Linked DNA regions of Homo sapiens: region 1 is linked to region 2. The links are chromatin contacts, found by Hi-C in ENCODE. All regions are on one chromosome and are shown on one strand. Each heading gives the region's core, a stretch centred on a gene start or an enhancer-like site at or near the end of the contact. The rest is flanking DNA. Distances are from core to core; before and after follow the strand shown.

Region 1 (5,465 bases), core at 676-3,175, 4.9 Mb after region 2:
CGCCCGGCTAATTTTTGTATTTTTAGTAGGAGACGGGGTTTCATCATATTGGTCAGGCTGGTCTCGAACTCCTGACCTCCGGTGATCCACCTGCCTCGGCCTCCCAAAGTGCTGGGATTACAGGCGTGAGCCACCGCGCCTGGCCTAAAATCTTTTTTTTTTTTTTTTTGAGACAAGGTCTTGCTCTGTTGCCCAGGCTGGAATGCAGTGGTGCGATCTCAGCTCAGGGCAACCTCTGCCTCCCGGGTTCAAGCGACTGTCCCACCTCAGCCTTTTTAGTGGCTGGGAGTACGGGCGTGCGTCAACACGCTCAGCTAATTTTTGTATTTTTGGTAGAGATGGGGTTTCACCATGTTGCCCAGGCTGATCTTGAACTCCTGGACTCCAGTGGTCCACCTACCTCAGCCTCCCAAAGTGATAGGATGACAGGTGTGAGCCACCGGGCATGGCCAGGATCTAAATCTAGAGCCTACAAGAATTCCTGCAAGCCAGGAACATAGGAAATCCACAGAGAAGTGGGAAGGGATATAAACAGGCAATTCAAAAAAGGGAAAACCCACGTTTAATAAACACATGAAAATGTAGGCCGGGAGCAGTGGCTCACGTCTGTAATTCCTTTATGCACTGCCCGTCGGGAAGTGTAATCCCTGCACTTCGGGAGGCCGAGGCGGGTGGATCACCTGAGGTCAGGAGTTCAAGACCAGACTGGCCAACCCCCCCATCTTTGCTAAAAATACAAAAAATTAGCTGGGTGTGGTGGCGCGCGTCTGTAATCCCAGCTACTCAGGAGGCTGAGGCAGAAGAATCGCTTGAACCCGAGGCGGAGGTTGCAGTGAGCCGAGATCATGCCACTGCATTCCTGCCCGAGCAACAAGAGCAAAACTCCGTCTCAAAAGAAAGAAAGAAAGAAAGAAAGAAAATGTACACGATGGGATACCACCTTACACCCCCCAGACTGATAAACATTACAAAACCAGCCGCCACTGAACGATGGAGGGATACCGGGAAACAGGAAGCTTTATGCACTGCCCGTCGGGAAGTATAAACTAGTGTGACCATTCCAAAGAACAATCCAGCAAAATTAGATATGACCAGGACCCAACTCTGGGGTGGATACCCAGAGAAATGCAACAATATGCACAAGGAGACAACTGCCAGAATATTCGTTACAGTGTGGCTTGTGGGGGTGTTAATACTAGAAAAAAATCTATCCACCACTAGGGGAATAAGTCTATGCACACAGCACCCCTCATGCAAGCACTCAGAAGTGAAAACAAGATGACTAGCATGGATGGACTCAAAAACACAATGTTGAGGAAAAAGGTTTAAAGAAAAATCACAGCATATTATATTGAAGAATTCGAAACCGCTATATAGATTTCAAAGTAACACTTGCACAAATTTACCCAAGGTGGACCGTAAAGCCACTTATATAACACACCAGAGTGGCTGTCTGAAAAGGGGAGTGAAAGGGGTCTGGGAATAGGAACGAAGAGAGGAAGTGATAAAATAAACAAGGAGCCTTGCATTGGCCCACAGGGTGTCAAGAACTGAGAAGGATCAACTCAATTTTGTGCACCTGAGGTTCTTCTTTTCAAAAAAAGAATGCCAGTTGCGAGGGTGAGGGTCCCACACCGCAGGAGATGGCACAAGTCCGGCCAAGAACGGAGGGGGCCGCGGCCGGTGCGGAGCGGCCTAGAGCGGCGGGAGGGCGGACGCCCCTTCGAGAGCTCCTCTTTCTCTCAGAAGTCACGGGGGCGAGACGGGGGCGCCAGGGCGGCGGACGAGGCACGGAGGGCAGGAAAGCCCATTCCCTACAGCCCGGAACTCCTGCTCCCAAACCTCCTCCCCGACCGCCCTGCTTACCTGGCGCCAGCTCCGGGCGCGGGCCCCGCGACCGCCATGACCTGAGACCCGAGGGACTCTGGAGCCCAGCTGCCCCTAGTTCAGTACTGGGTAGAGTCCGAGGAGGGGCGGGGCCCCGGCTACCACAGAGACGGCGTTTGATAGAGAGGAAGGTGCGGGAGACGCGGACTCTCCCGGAAGCGACCGACGTCTCTAAAAGTACCAGAGAGTGGACTCGGCTGACCCGGCGGCTACAGCGCCCCCATATTTTCTGGGAGACTTCCCTTTTGACAATAGGTATCCGAGAGTGTAACTACTTTATGGCAAGTATTTTAGATTCTGTGTATAATAGATGTTTTACATATTCTCCCAGAGAAGCCAGCATGATCTTTAAAAAAGTATAAATTAGGCTTCCAGCCGGGCCCGGTGGGTTACTCCTGTAATCCCAGCACTTTGGAAGGCCAAGGCGGGAGGATCGCTTGAGCCCAGGAATTCAAGACCAGCCTGGGCAACATGGCAAGACCCCGCCTTTACAAAAGACAAAAGCATTAGCCGGGGATGGTGGCGAGCGCCTGTGGTCCGAGCTACTCTGGAGGCTGAGGCAGGAGAATCACTTGGGCCCGGAAGGTCAAGGCTGCAGTGAGCCGTGACTGTGCCACTGCACTCCAGCCTGGGCGACAAAGAGAGACCCTGTCTCAAAAACAAATAAATAGATGATAATGATCGATAGATAAGATAGATAGTTGAATGAATGAAATGCTTATCAGTTGACTGATTAGTACCCAAAGGGAGGTGGGAAATGGCTCAAAAAAAACCCAAACAGCATGATCCCACAGGTCCCTAAATTTGAATCTGGATGTGTCTTCTCACTTTCCTCCAATCCTTATTAAGTTTCAACTGCAAGCCAAACACTCTACAACATGCATGTATCACTTGTCTTTATGAAAGTTGCAGTCTAGCTGGGTAGGTCAATCAGTTGACAATTACAGATTTTTTTTTTTTTTTTTTTTTTTTTGATACGGAGTGTTGCTTTTGTTGCCCCGGCTAGAGTGCAATGGCGCGATATCGGCTCACGGCAACCTCAGCCTCCCGGATTGAAGCCATCCTCCTGCCTCAGCCTCCCGAGTAGCTAGGATTACAGGCATGTGCCACCACGCCCAGCTAATTTAGTATTTTTAGTAGAGACAGGGTTTCTCCATATTGGTCAGGCTGGTCTTGAACTCCTAACCTCAGGTGATCTGCCCGCCTTGGCTTTCCAAAGTGTTGGGATTACAAGAGTGAGCCACCGCTCCTGGCCTTTTTTTGTTTTTGTTTTTGTTTTAGACGGAGTTTCGCTCTTGTGGCTCAGGCTGGAGTGCAATGGTGCTATCTTGGCTCACTGCAACCTGTGCCTCCCGGGTTCAAGCGATTCTCCTGCCTCAGCCTCCCGAGTAGCTGGGATTACAGGCATGCACCACTATACCCGGCTAATTTTGTATTTTTAGTAGAGACGTGGTTTCTCCATGTTGGTCAGGCTGGTCTCGAACTCCCGACCTCAGGTGATCCACCCACCTTGGCCTCTCAAAATGCTGGGATTACAGGTGTGAATCACCGTGCCCGGCCTACAGCTGTCTTTATGAAGTGCTATGACAAACATACCATACAGCAGGGGTTCTCAACTTTGGCGCCATTAAGTTTTGGGGCCTGATCATTCTTTGCTGTGTAGGCTTTCCTATGCAATGTAGGATGTTTAGCTGTATCCCAGGCCTCTACGCACTAGATGCCGGTGGCATTCCTTCTGACCTAGGCATCCCAAAATGTCTCTAAACATTGCCAAATGTCCCTTAGGGGAGAAAGGACCAAAATTCCAGCTTTACCCCACCCCCTAGCATTGAGAACCACTGCCCCAGAACCAAAGAGAAAGGCATTTAACTCAGCATGGGGAAAAGTGGAATCTAGAAAGACTTTGAAGAGGAAATAACTTTATTCAAGTATGTCTTTCTTATTTTGAAAACCAAAAAAATAGGATGCAATTTTTGAAAAATTAATAAGGCAACCAAAGTATTAAAGCAAGCAACGTCACCTCTCTAGGGTAATCTAGGTTTACAGATCTTGTCCCCTTTCAGTCTCAAAAATGTCCTAGTTTGGTATTCGGTGGCATTACTGTCCCAGGGTGCCTCAGCATTGTCTATTACTGTAAACTTTTAAGAAGTAGCAGGCTGGGCACGGTGGCTCACGCCTGTAATCCCAGCGCTTTTGGAGGCCGAAGCAGGCAAATCACCTGAGGTCAGGAGTTCAAGACCAGCCTGGCCAACATGACAAAATCCCGTCTTTACTAAAAGTACAAAAATTAGCCAGGTGTGGTGGCGGGTGCATGTAATCCCAGCTACTTGGGAGGCTGAGGCAGGAGAATTACTTGAACCCAGGAGGCGGAGGTTGCATTGAACTGAGATTGTGCCATTGTACTCCAGCCTGGGTGACAAGAGTGAGACTGTTTCAAAAAAAAAAAAAAAAAAGAAGAAGAAGAAGTAATACACCAGAGTTACCAGTGAGCAAGCGGGAGGCTACTGGAGTGCAGCAGAGCAGAGTAATGCCCAAATCAAAGGAACTTACTTCTTCAAGCTCTTCTGGCAGCGGTTCTGACAGTGATGTTGACAAAAAGTTAAAGAGGAAAAAGCAGGTTGCTCCAGAAAGACCTGTAAAGAAGCAAAAGACTGGTGAAACTTGAAGAGCTCTATCATCTTCCAAAGAGAACAGCAGCAGCAGCACAGATGATAACATGATGTTTCAGGTTAGGAAAATGAGGTACATTAGTGTTTGGGATTTTTTTTTAGACTTGTCCCCCAAGGCTGGAGCGCAATGGCACGATCTTGGCTCACTGCAACCTCTGCCTCCCAGGTTCAAGCAATTCTCCTGCCTCAGCCTCCTGAGTAGCTGAGACTGCAGGCACTCGCCACCATGCCTGGCTAAGTTCTGTCTTTTATGTCGAGACAGGGTTTCACCATGTTGGCCAGGCTGGTCTTGAACTCCTGACCTCAAGTGATCTGCCCACCTTGGCCTCCCAAAGTACTAGGATTACAAGTGTGAGCCACCAAGCCGGGCCAGTGTTTGGGATTTTAAAGGGTAATTGATATTAAATAATATTGGATGGATCCAGAAGGTGAAATGAAACCAGGAAGAGAAGGTATTTCTTTGAATTTGGAGCAAAGAAGCCAGCTGAAGGAACAGATTTTTTAAAATTTAAATTTAAAGATTATATATATATAATATATGTAAAAATATATATGTAAAATATATATATGTAAAAATATACATATATATATATATATATATATATATATTTTTTTTTTTTTTTTGAGACAGAGTCTTGCTCTGTTGCCCATGCTGGAGTGCAGTGGTGGGATCACAGCTGACCGCAGCCTCCATCTCCTGGGCTCAAGTGATCCACCTCAGCCTCCTTAGTAGCTGGGACTGTAGGTGCTGGCATCACACACAGCTAATTAAAAAAAATTTTTTTTGTAGAGAAGGCAGGGGTTGGGGGGAGGTGTCTCACTGTGTTGTCCAGGCTAGTCTTAAATTCCTAGGCTCAAGTGATCCTCCACCTTTGCCTCCCTAAGTGCTAGGATTACAGATGTGAGCCA
Region 2 (5,384 bases), core at 1,930-4,429:
TTTTCTGTCTCCAGTGGTCACTTTCCATCTTTAATGCTCTTAAGTCACTAATAAAAACTCAGATGGGCTGATGAAAGGAAACAAAAGGGGAAATAGTATAATAATCACAAGCATGGTTTCAACTTAAGCTTTTTTTCCAACCTCAGCGTAAGAGCAAAGTCACATTTTATCCAGGGGTTAGACTTAACATTAAAGCAGTAGATAAATTAGCAATATAAACATATCATAAGAATTACCCTTAAAAATCCATTAAACTATTCACCTAGTAGATGACTTGCCTTACTGGGCTTTCTCATACCAAAATCACATATTAGAATCACACAGAAAGTTAGGTCATCACACTATGAGAAATGTGAAATAATGCCCATAGCAGACAGACTTGTCTTCCACTTCGTGCTCACTGGGAAACATGTTTTTGTTAGTGATCAGTCACTAACAAATCAATCTCAGTGTTTTCTCAACGTGGGCTCTATTACCTTTTGGGTTGACTGATTCTTTGTTACAAATGTCCCTTGGGGAGCAAAAAATCTCATCCAGCTGAGAATTCACTGGTCTGTTGAAAATATGACCCATCCAATTTTCTGCTACATGTGTAAGGTTAATTAAATGCAAGTATGATGCAACTCCACTGTAAATCCAGTCCCAAATCAAACTATTCACCTTTTTCCTTCTCTTCTGCTGTACTAGTATTTTTCAGCCAAAAACCAGAAAACAAAAATTTCCTAACAGGAACCCTAAACTGTTTTGGAATAACATAATTTTTTTTTGGAGACAGTTTTGTTCCTGTTGCCCAGGCTGGAGCGCAAAGGCGCGATCTCAGCTCACCGCAACCTCTGCTTTCCGGGTTCAAGCGAATCTTCTGCTTCAGCCTCCCAAGTAGCTGGGATTACAGGCATGCACCACCATGCTCGGCTAATTTTGTCTTTTTAGTAGAGATGGGGTTTCTCCATGTTGGTCAGACTGGTCTTGAACTCCCGACCTCAGGTGATCTGCCTGCCTCGGCCTCCCAAAGTGCTGGGATTACAGGCGTGAGCCACCGCGCCTGGACAAAATGATCAGAATTTTTAACCATCAAATTGGAACAGAAATAGCTGAAGCCCAGACTTTCTGAATAAACAATGGAAAAATAGTACATTTAACATGACATGCAAAACCAAGGGTTATCATACCCTTCTCTCCCCATCAAGAACTAAACCACTTTGACTAAAAGTTTCAGAGGGTTTGACATAAAAACGGAACTTGGTGACAAGAGACGAAGGATTAACTCTCACCTGTAATAACCTGAGCAGTCAAAGCCTTTGTTAAATCGATTTAAAAGCCACAGAAAGCATCATATTAGATTATTTGTTATACAGAAGTCTTTGTAAGCTAGCTACTCAAAAAGTTTCAACGAGTCATTTAAGAAAAAATAATTTTGTAGAAACCACGTGCATTCTTGCAACAGAGGTTGCCCTATACACTAGCTATCTCAACTGCTACTATAATAATTGTATTCCAATTCTAATGCAAATTAAAGGACTAATTTGAAAGGGTAAGAATGGAAAAAGCTATACAGCATGTTGCTTTTTATATCTAGTCTTAAAATGAACACCGGGCAAAGTTTACTATTTTCAGTACTTACTGCCCAAAGACAAGGATTAAAAATCACTAAGAACATAACATGATACATTTTAAAAACTGTGGTCAAGTGGTTATCATTTTTAAATGGCAATGCTTTCCTGCTCAAATTCTTTACAGATTATACCACCTCTCAAGCCAGTTTTGGTCACTTTCTTCGAATTGGAGCTTACTGATCATCCCGGTTGGGTTCTAATAGAGCTGGTCTCTGAGCTGAGCCTACTTTTCAGCCTCCAGCCCCAAGAGGATATAAATACAGATAAGTACAGGATCGAGGGCTGAGGGACGCGCCACACGCAATACCTAGAGGTCTCAAAAACAGGAAAAAAAAAAAAAAGGCAGAGCACAGGAAAACGAAAGCTGAAAAAACACTGCAAAGCAAATACGTCCTCTCCTGGCCCACATGCTGGGTATAGCTGGATCTGTCAGCTTCGAGAATAGTTAGACAACCCTGGCCCATTGTTCCTACAGCAGGCTAGAGCATTTGGAGGGAAAAATACCATATCCGGCAGGGCCCGGTGGCTCACGCCTGTAATCCCAGCACTTTGGGATGCCGAGGCGGGTGGATTGCTTGAGGTCAGGAGTTCGAGACCAGCCTGGCCAACATGGTGAAACGCCGTCTCTGCTAAAATAAAAAAATTAGCCGAGCGAGGTGGCGGGCGCCTGTAATCCCAGCTACTAGGGAGGCTGAGACAGGAGAATTGCTTCAACCCAGGAGGCAGAGGTTGCAGGGGTCTGAGATCCCGCCACTGCACTCCAGCCTGGGCGATAGAGTGAGACTCTCTATCTCAAAAAACAAAACACCTCCCCCACGTCTCCCTCTACCGAGTAACAATCGGGAGAGAGTTCATCCTCAGGCCCAAGGCACGCCGGACCCGAGCGAGCAGGCGGGCGCGCAACCGCAGGGCGGACCGGGGCTCCGAGGCCTAGAGTCAGGCCTGGCGTCCCTGCGGCGGGAAGAAGGGTCAATCCACCGACTAGAGTGGCGGGGAGCATCACGCGGCGCTGCATGGGGCTCGTGGGGAGGGGAAAACGTATGGGGCTGGGGTCGCTCTGGAGGCCGGGGACTCGGACTCGGGTAGCCGCGGAGGCCTTTCTCACCATCGCGCCAAACTCTCTTCGCTACAGCAGCTGCCGACACCGCCGCCGTTACACGAGCTTAACTACAACGCCGCTAACAGCCAATCCTCGCGAGAGGAGCCGCCGGAAGTCGTCGAAAGTGCAACGCAAAAGAGCCTTTTGGATCATAGAGGCACAGTCACTTCCGGCAGCTAGAGCAGCTACTGACTCTGTTTCAGCCATCTTCGATAAAGGCAAAAAGGTAAGGGAAAGTTTCCAAGCTTTAGGAAGAATTATTTTTTTTCAAGACGCTGTCTTCCGTACTTTCGTTATTAAACATACGGCTCAAGTGATCACCGGTATAGACAGTGACATCAGACATCTTTCATTAGCCCTACTCAAAAATGGCGGCAACGTAAGTATCCTGGGCCGGAGGTCGGTTGTAACCCGGAAGTGCCTTTGTAAAGGAGGGGGTGGTTAGACAATCCGGAAGTGGATGGAATGAAGAGATGCCACTTGGCGGCCATGGCAGCTGTAGTATCGGCGACTCCGGGTCAAGGCCCGGTCGAGTGCAGTACCATGGGCAGCACCGGGTATAGGGCAGAGACAGCTTTGTGTCAACTTTGCTGCTGAACCCCTAGGACCCATCGTTAGAGACCTGCAGGACTCCTTTCCTCATCCCAGGCTCGGAGGAGAGTTTGCTGGGACTGGTGGGCTGGTTTCCTGCTCTGGGGGGCGGATCACCTTCGGGGCCGCCTCTTGGAGACAGGGGCGCCTAGGGAACGAACAGGTTCGCTTGAGTCACTTACCCGCCGCCGCCTAAGACATTGTGCCACCCTCAATCCGACAATCGAAGAAATCGATCATTCGCACATTTTCCCCATTGACTTTTCCCATCTCTGTTAACCCACGAGAATCTAATGACTGGCATCTGAGAACCCAGAGCCTGGGACCTTAGATTGCTGTAAGCTTTCTCTGGTGCTAATATCAGCAAAAAGGGTCTGTTGCCGGGTACGTTCAAGAGGAAGGTGCCTCGTGAACACATCTGCTGGTGGGAAGGCCTAAAGAACTGGAAAGCCCACTCTCTTGGAACCACCACACCTGTTTAAAGAACCTAAGCACCATTTAAAGCCACTGGAAATTTGTTGTCTAGTGGTTGTGGGTGAATAAAGGAGGGCAGAATGGATGATTTCATCTCCATTAGCCTGCTGTCTCTGGCTATGTTGGTGGGATGTTACGTGGCCGGAATCATTCCCTTGGCTGTTAATTTCTCAGAGGTAAGAAATTCTCAATTTTCTGTCAGCTGTCAGGATGGCTGTGAGATAGTAGTTTTAGTTGCAAAGGGAAGCTGCTTCCCTAGTTAAATCTCAAAGCTGAAGGTCTCATTAAGAAAGACTATCTTTTTTAAAAGATACATGACACTTAATAATAGAAAGAAACCTCATATTCATTAGTGGAATTCTTAACCTGGGGTGGATAGATATTCCACGGAAGATCCTGGAGTATTCTGAATCCCCTAGAATTGCTTACAAAAATTTGAGGTTCTGTGCATTTACCTGGAGAGAGGCACCATAACATTTCTTTTGATTCTCAGAGGTTTCATGGAATCAAGATTCCAGATTGTTATCAAGAAAATAAATGGAGGGCTGGGCGCGGTGGCTCACGCCTGTAATCTCAGCACTTTGGGAGGCTGAGGTGGAAGGATCGCTTGGGCCCAGGAGTTCTAGACCAGCCTGGGCAACGTGGCGGGACTTTGTCCCTACAAATGAGGCTGAGGCAGGAGGATCGCTTGACCCCAAGTGGTTGAGGCTGCAGTGAGCCGTGTTTGGGCCACTGCACTCCAGCCTGGACAGCAGAGTGAGATCCTGTCTCCAAAAAAGAAAAAAAAAGAAATGGAGAATGTTATTTTTCTACATGAACTGAAATCAATATGATAACTTCCTTTTGAGAAAGTCAAACACACCTTTCTGAGGAAAGCTGTTTTGTTTTTTGGATGTCTGTACTAGAATGAATGTAAGAAAAAACTAAGATTGTTCTTAACTCACATTTCCTTTTAAAGAAGGGGAGCCTTGGAATTGATATTCTGAAGTTGTTTCAAATCTATTTGCTTAGCAATGAATTTTTGGTTAATACGTTTTGACATTTTCGTTAATTTGATTGGCACCTTGAACAGATGTTAAGCGAGGGTCCCGGGAAGAGGGATAGATGAAAGCACTGTTCAGTGAACATGCTGATAGGTCCTTTAGGTAGGCAAAAGGAATTCACGAAGTGCACAGCGTTCAAAGATTTAGGGGGGAAAAACTACTACATTCAAAGGGAACAAGATTTCATGAGTTTGTCCTAGAGTTCAGCAGTAAAATAGGCCCTAGTTTCAGTGCCATTCCTGAAAGTACTTTCAAAGGAGGCCTGAAGTAGAAAGGAAAGGTATAAATGAAATATTAAGTACACCTTGAAGAAACCTGAGGAAGAGGAGACATTACAGGTGAAAATAGCCTGTGGGTGGGAAAGAAGGTGGGACAAGGTGTTGTCAGTTTGAGGAAAAGTAAAGCCCATAGCCAGATGGAACAGATGCTTAAATTGTTGTTGTTCTTTTTCTGTTTCCTTTTTAATCTGTACCCCTCAGCATCTAATGATAGCATTTTAAAAAATTACGTGCATTACCTAACTTCACTTAAAAAACTCAAGCTGGGTGCGGTGGGGCGCGCCTG

Evidence for each region. A loop is a pair of places that touch in the nucleus more often than their neighbours do. Pooled maps may share reads with other maps.
Region 1: a pooled map shows a loop between it and region 2 (24-fold over the local background). The contact joins the promoter of ABCD4 here to the promoter of SLC39A9 in region 2. A Hi-C loop is called at or near these places in 9 of 50 pooled maps.

The regions. Positions count from the first base shown.
Region 1 is chr14:74,301,009-74,306,473 of GRCh38, forward strand. It overlaps ABCD4 (ATP binding cassette subfamily D member 4), which reads right to left and starts at 1,926. Exons shown (of 19, transcript NM_005050.4): 1 at 1,867-1,926. The coding sequence starts at 1,904. It also overlaps a transcript of VRTN not described here and the pseudogene SUB1P2. RefSeq lists a silencer at 1,675-1,754 and an enhancer at 2,015-2,374.
Region 2 is chr14:69,395,513-69,400,896 of GRCh38, forward strand. It overlaps SLC39A9 (solute carrier family 39 member 9), which reads left to right and starts at 3,180. Exons shown (of 7, transcript NM_018375.5): 1 at 3,180-3,953. The coding sequence starts at 3,858. ERH (ERH mRNA splicing and mitosis factor) reads right to left here and starts at 2,787. Exons shown (of 4, transcript NM_004450.3): 1 at 2,719-2,787. The coding sequence starts at 2,721. RefSeq lists enhancers at 1,787-2,295, 2,296-2,803, 3,005-4,204, 3,133-3,472 and a silencer at 2,796-3,036.